2 separate regions of the Mus musculus genome follow, and region 1 is linked to region 2. The links are chromatin contacts, found by Hi-C or POLR2A ChIA-PET in ENCODE. All regions are on one chromosome and are shown on one strand. Each heading gives the region's core, a stretch centred on a gene start or an enhancer-like site at or near the end of the contact. The rest is flanking DNA. Distances are from core to core; before and after follow the strand shown. Region 1 holds the start of Faap20 (Fanconi anemia core complex associated protein 20). Region 2 overlaps Ski (ski sarcoma viral oncogene homolog (avian)).

What was found. A loop is a pair of places that touch in the nucleus more often than their neighbours do. ChIA-PET counts read pairs that join two places held with the same protein, here RNA polymerase II (POLR2A).
Region 1: a loop to region 2 is called in a map of heart, with 4 times the contacts of the local background. The contact joins the promoter of Faap20 here to the enhancer-like site in region 2. A Hi-C loop is called at or near these places in 6 of 37 maps with a recorded cell type or tissue (CH12.LX, T-helper 17 cell, heart and 1 more). POLR2A ChIA-PET finds 5 or more read pairs at or near these places in 2 of 5 experiments (Patski and embryonic stem cell).

What each region holds. Positions count from the first base shown.
Region 1 is chr4:155,248,571-155,251,435 of GRCm38, reverse strand. It overlaps Faap20 (Fanconi anemia core complex associated protein 20), which reads right to left and starts at 1,470. Exons shown (of 4, transcript NM_001190445.1): 1 at 1,374-1,470; 2 at 786-930; 3 at 400-680. The coding sequence starts at 1,435.
Region 2 is chr4:155,185,787-155,188,731 of GRCm38, reverse strand. All of the region lies in intron 1 of Ski (ski sarcoma viral oncogene homolog (avian)), which reads left to right. Among named protein-coding and RNA genes, the nearest start is that of Ski, 35 kb to the left of the region's middle. Within about 2 kb of position 1,496, at least 1 of the 3 ENCODE cell types and tissues checked has a DNase peak (open chromatin) inside an H3K27ac peak, as active enhancers do; it is heart, where a contact is called at or near this core.

The DNA.
Region 1 (2,865 bases), core at 221-2,720, 63 kb before region 2:
TCCCAGCTCAGCACAAATAGTTTTTTAAATCATTTGGAGGAGACTGTTGGGCTCTGAACTAGGCGCTGCCTTATGTTCTGACAGCTGCTTAATCAAGCTAACTTTGCGCTTGATTAACCAGGACTAGCAAAAAGGCTCAGCAAATAAAGGTTCCTGCTGCCAAGTCTGAGGGTCTGAGTTCAATCCCTAGGACTCGCATGGTGGAAGCTAAGAACAGATTTCAAGAAGTTGTCTTCTGACCTCCACATGCATATGTGCCATGCACACATATATGTAAATATTTATAATTTAAATTTTAGTTCTATAAACAAAAGGCCAGAGCCACATCCAGGCACTCTCTTAGCCTCCTAAGTCGGTGGACCTTACACCCTGCTAAGTCTTAAGTGATAGGACACTCACTTCGGGTCAAACGCCTTCTGGCACAACGGGCAACTCAGCAACGCAAGTGGACTCTGCACAGGCACACACTCCTGGGCGCTGGGAGTTCGACCAGAATTTAGTGCAGGGCATCCTTTCAGGGATGGAGTAGGTGACCCCAGGGAGCCTTCAGGTTCACAGAACAGGTGGCGGGAGCTTCCAGAGCCACGAAGGGCAGGTGGCAAAGGCGTCCAGGAGAAAGTCTTGGATCCCACAGTGAAGGCCTCAGGAGGCACAGTGGACTCTGGGTCAGGTAGAGACTCCTGAAAAGTAAGTCCCCATAAGGTCACAGCCACCAACACCATGACCTCCCCCAGGGCCTGAGAACTCTCTCCCAGGTCATCCTTCTTTAGTGCTTTTGGACACACCTGGCTGGGAAAAGCAGGCAGCGGTGGTAATGGCTGACGGTTCGGGGTCCAATCCGCGGTCCCGCTCACGGTGCTGCGCAACAGAGCAGCCCAGGGCTCACTCTTACTTCCCTCCGAGAGAAACCAAGGGCGGCAGTTAGGGGGCCTGGGAAGCACAGGAAGAGTCAGCCGGGGCATCCATGGTAGAGATATCGTGAAGAGTTGATTCTACAGTGAGGGGTACCAGGGCTAGGGAGCAGGTCCACAATGGGGTAATGGAGGAGGGAGTCCATAGTAAGAGACCGGGAAGGAACCTCACTTAGAAGGGTAAATGGACTCTTGGGGGAAACGGAGCCTGGGGCTGAGAAAGAAGTGGATAAATGGGCGACGTGAAGAGGGGTGGCGGAGGTGGTGGTGGGGAACAGCAGCGTTGGGGCGGAAGAAGCGACCGCGCCCCGAGAGAGGCGGAGCGCGGCTGGTAGCGAGATGCACGCGTGCGAGGAACCCCGCAGCTAGGCGGGAACATCGAGGCGTCCCCATCGCCTTCCCGGTGTCTCAGCGCCTTCCAAAGCCCCCAGGACCCCACCCTTCCGCTCTGTCCCGCCTCACCCGCCCCCCGCGGGCGGCCTCCGACGGCTCAGCCTCCCCCGCAGTCTCCGCTCCTCCTCCATCCTTCTCCAAACAGCGTCCGGCGGAAGTGAGACTTACAGCCCGGCCCGCCCTCCGACCGGGATCCGCTCCGGCGGCTTCCAGACCCCCCCCACTCTCCGCTCTGCCAAGTGCCAGCTCCCCTTTGTGGCGCTGGAAATCTAAGGCGCCGAGATCCCAACCGTTGGGAACACGAGGCTGCCGCCTTGAGGGAGAGGCGGGACAGGGCGGAGCTGCCCTCCAGTTTGCAGGGGTGCGAGATTGGGCCACTCGAGCCTGTGCAGAGCCTGGGCTCCCTTCCGTCAACACGTGCAGAGAGCTGTCAGGCTTGCCCTGCCGGTGGCACCTCCCAGACAATGCCCTGCCTCAGTTTCCAGTTCTGTAGTCTTTTTCAGGAAGGCCCCATGGATAGGACCAAATTCTCAGGCCCAGTTTTGCCAGCATCTTCTTCTTAAAGGAGGAACTGGGTTTTTCTACCAAAGAGAAGAGCAATCAAACCGCAAAGCCCAGGGGACGAAGGCTCAGAGTGAAAAACCCGGGCTTCCTACCTAACCAATATCCCGTCCTGCAATCCTGCAGCCCATCACTTGGTGGCAGCAAAAGTCCAGGCACTTTGATGTACGCATTGGGATTCGCTAGTAGCTTTCTACTTCACAGCCCCCAGGGGTCAGGGCCGTTCCAAACGCCTGTCCTGCAACCATCTGACTCGCAGACCCTTTTCCTGGGTCTTCCTCCAGTCAGAGCTTTGCACCCCATCCTTAGGTGAGATCACACACACACACACACACACACACACACACACACACACACACACCGTGTGTACTTCCAGGTTCCACATCCTGGAAGTTGTGTCTAGACCAGGGTCTGGGGATGGTTTCTGCACTAAGGTTGTCTTCTGTCTCTGCAGACTTGAAGAGGAAGAGCAAGTTTAATCTCGGAGAGCGCATGTATTTGTGCCGTATGTGTCTGGTGCCCACAGAGATTGGAAAAAGGTCTTGGACCGCCTAGAACTGTGGTTACAGACAGTTGTGAGCTACCATGTGGGTGCTAGGAAATGAACCTGAATCCTTTGCAAGAACACTGGCACAGACCTTTCATCCCAGTACCCAGGAGGCAGAGACAGGAGGATCTCTATGAGTTTGGTTTATGGAGTGAGTTCCAGGAAAGCAGGGCTATGAAGAAAGATCCTGTCTCAAACAAAACAAAACAAAAAGTTGAATTTGGGCTAGGGAGGTGACTCAGTAGGCAAAGTGTCTATGCAAGCATAAGGGCCTGAGGTCAGTTCTCAGAATTGACATGAAACCATGCAGGACAGCGCAAGTCTGGACTCCAGGTGTGCTGTGAGAGGAGAGGCAGAAACAGGAGGTTCCCCTCGCCTGAAGCTTTTGGGACTTGTGGACACAGTGCCTTCACAAGGTGGAAGGCGAGGTTGTCCTCTGACCTCCACCACGGT
Region 2 (2,945 bases), core at 247-2,746:
AAGACACACCTGGTCCACAAAACAACAAGCAGCGTCCCCGGGACTAGGAGGGCAGCGTTTGTTTGCTTTGGTCCTTCTCTGGGGAGAGGACTGGCCTCCTTGCACTACCCTTTGCCCCCTCTGGGCAGGTGCAGAGGCAGCCAAACTCTGGGAAGAGGTTGAGGCCCAGTGTGCCGCTGGCCACTGTTTTCTGCAGGCCTTCACCCTGTAGAGAGTCGGGTTCAAAAGGTCACTGCCCTGAGTTTTATTGTGCATCTTCAGTTCTCACGACCCTTTGCCCTTTGCACAGACCACGGGGAATGGACCTCTGACAGGGTCGAGCCTTCTGAGGGTTACAAATCCACTGAATGGTCTAAATCTCCAGCCACCAAGGTTAAGTGTTTCAGAAGCCCAGAAATGATGTTAAAAATCAAGCAAATGGGCCAGTAAAACTGCAGTGGGCAAAGGTGCGTCTGGCTGAGCCTGATGCCTGCAGGTACTCACCACCATTCTGGGAAGACTGACTTTCATGTGAGTGTGAGTGTGTGTATGCCTGAGAATAAAAACTGGAGCAAACTACTGGATACTGACTACAGAGGTGGGGTGCTGGACTTCTGCCTCAGAGTGCAGAACCCTCGGTCTCAGCAGGACTGCCTTTGTGCATCCTATCCAGTGGCCTGGGCTCTTGTTGGAGCAGCTGTGTCTCCATCTCCTGGACCTGTTGTAACTTCTGTAACGTAGAGTGACTTGTCCCAAGCTCCTTAAGTGTGGCCTCACAAATATTGCCCCTAAGGGAAATGCATGTTTTATCATGACGAGAGCCTTTTCCTGTAGTTATTGTGCCATCTTGGAGGTATTCTGTCTGGGTCTTCTTTGTGCACTCCTGCCCTGAGGCGCCTTGGGGACTGTTAAATGTTGAGGGTACTTTTTCCCAGTCTGAGATCAGGGAAACAGCCTTAGTGGTAGTAAAAGTAATCAAATAGCCAGGAGACACCTGAAAGCACAGACATTTGTTAGGCTGCCACCAATTCAGAGTGCAAATGTCGTAGTCACTCTTCCTGAGGTGACCCCTGAAACCATTTGGCCTTTTGTCCTGGTGACAGATGATGAGGGGTTCTTCAGCTGGCCCCAGGGGTGCACTGGAGTGTCTGACTTCAGCTCTGCCCATTTTAGCAGCAGGAACTTGCTGGGGCCTCTAGGCCCTGCCCACACTCCTCAGGTCAGTGGATTGCTCAGAGAGATGGGTGGTGAGAGGGGAAGGGAAGAGTGTAAGGGGGGAAGAGGAAGGGAAGGAGACAGGGGGAGAGAGGGGGAAGGAGAGGGGGGAGAGTCTGTGAGAGGAGAGAGAGAGAGAATAATTTCTGTGATCGCTGTCCTGCTAGCTCTAGTTCTTTAGTGGGTGGGACCTCATAGGAAGTGGATCACTTCCCCAAGGCCTTCCTCAGTGCTCAGTCTGGGGAAGGCTTGCTCAGGCAGAGAAGGCAGTGAAAGGCCGAAGTGGCTATTAGCTCATTCTTTCGCCTGCCTGGAAATGGAAAGTGCCAGCCCTGCCCCTTTGGTGGGTATAAGTTATGGTAGCCTCTAATAAATGGCCATGCCCTGAACCCAGGGCAGGAGATGAACTGGGTCCCTAAGCTGAGTCATGGACGGTAGCATTATTTTAAGAACCAGCAAGTCCTCTGCGATCAGGTGATCCTAGAGATAGGATCTTGACCCCTGACCTTTCCTTGGCTTTCTGAAGGCACCTATACTGGGCCTGCAAGGGGGTGGGAAGGGGGTTGTGGATTTTTAGTAACTTTTCTGTAAAGAACCTGAGGTTGCCAGGTGTGGTGCTTGCACGCCTTTAATCCGAGCACTGGGGAGGCAGAAACAGATGGGTCTCTTTTAGTTTGAGGCCAGCCTAGTCTACAAAGTGAGTTCCAGGATAGCCAGGACTACACAGAGAAACCCTATCTTGGGGAGGGGGAAAAAAAGGCCTGAGGTATTTCACATTATGGAAAGTCTCGGGGTCCTGGTGTTGCAGTCTGAGCCCTATGGAGGGAAGGGCTAACATTTTGTAGTGTGGTAGCTTTGGGACATGACCCCTGGCACAGTGCTCCCGCTCAGCAGTCATGGCCACAGTGAGCACCTGCACATTAGTGGGTCCAGTTAGCTCCCTGCTCTGACCCAGTCTGGAAGTCGGTAAAACATATGCAGTGGGTGGGGGTATCCAGCCTACATAGGCAGGGTGACTTCTATCCCTTCAAATACCAGAGGCTGATAGGTTAACCCACGGCCATCCACCTATAAGTACACACTACCAGGGAGCTGTTCGGCTGAAAAAGAAAAAAGTTTCTATTCTTCTTTTCCCCTCTCTCATTCTGCTGCCCTGTTTTGTTTTGTTTGTTTGTTTGTTTGTCCCCCTTATCCCACCCCCAGCGTTCAACCCAGTAGCCCAGGCTGACCTAGAACTCAGTAACTGAGGATGGCCTTGAGTTCCTGACCCTCTTCTCACTGCGCCGCTGTGCCCACCGATGTTTGCGGAGTCTAGCAGTTTTGTGAGGAGGCCTGATTGTTCTTTGAGTTCTGTTTCACCATTGCCCATTTTCCTCTTTGCACATTCTTATTGAGTAAATAAAAACACATAAAAGTCTTTGTGAATTTTTAACCTTTTCAGGCCCTGGAGATACTGTTGACTCCAAATCATGTGACTCTGACAACCCCCACGGGGTCCTGTAAGAGGAACTGGGGGAGGGATGGCCACAGGTCCACTGACGGCATCATGGCCGCTTTTCCCTTTCATGCGGAGCCTTTCCTGCTCTTCAGTTCTGCTGGATCTTGACCCAGGGCTGGGAGCCCATTCTTAGTTGTGAAAAGGACAATATTAAAGCCCCCCGGGAAATGAGGCGATGGCTCCGGTTAGGGAAGCTGCTGCAGTGGGCACCATGATAGGTCACGCCTGTGTCCCACCACGGACTCTGCATTTC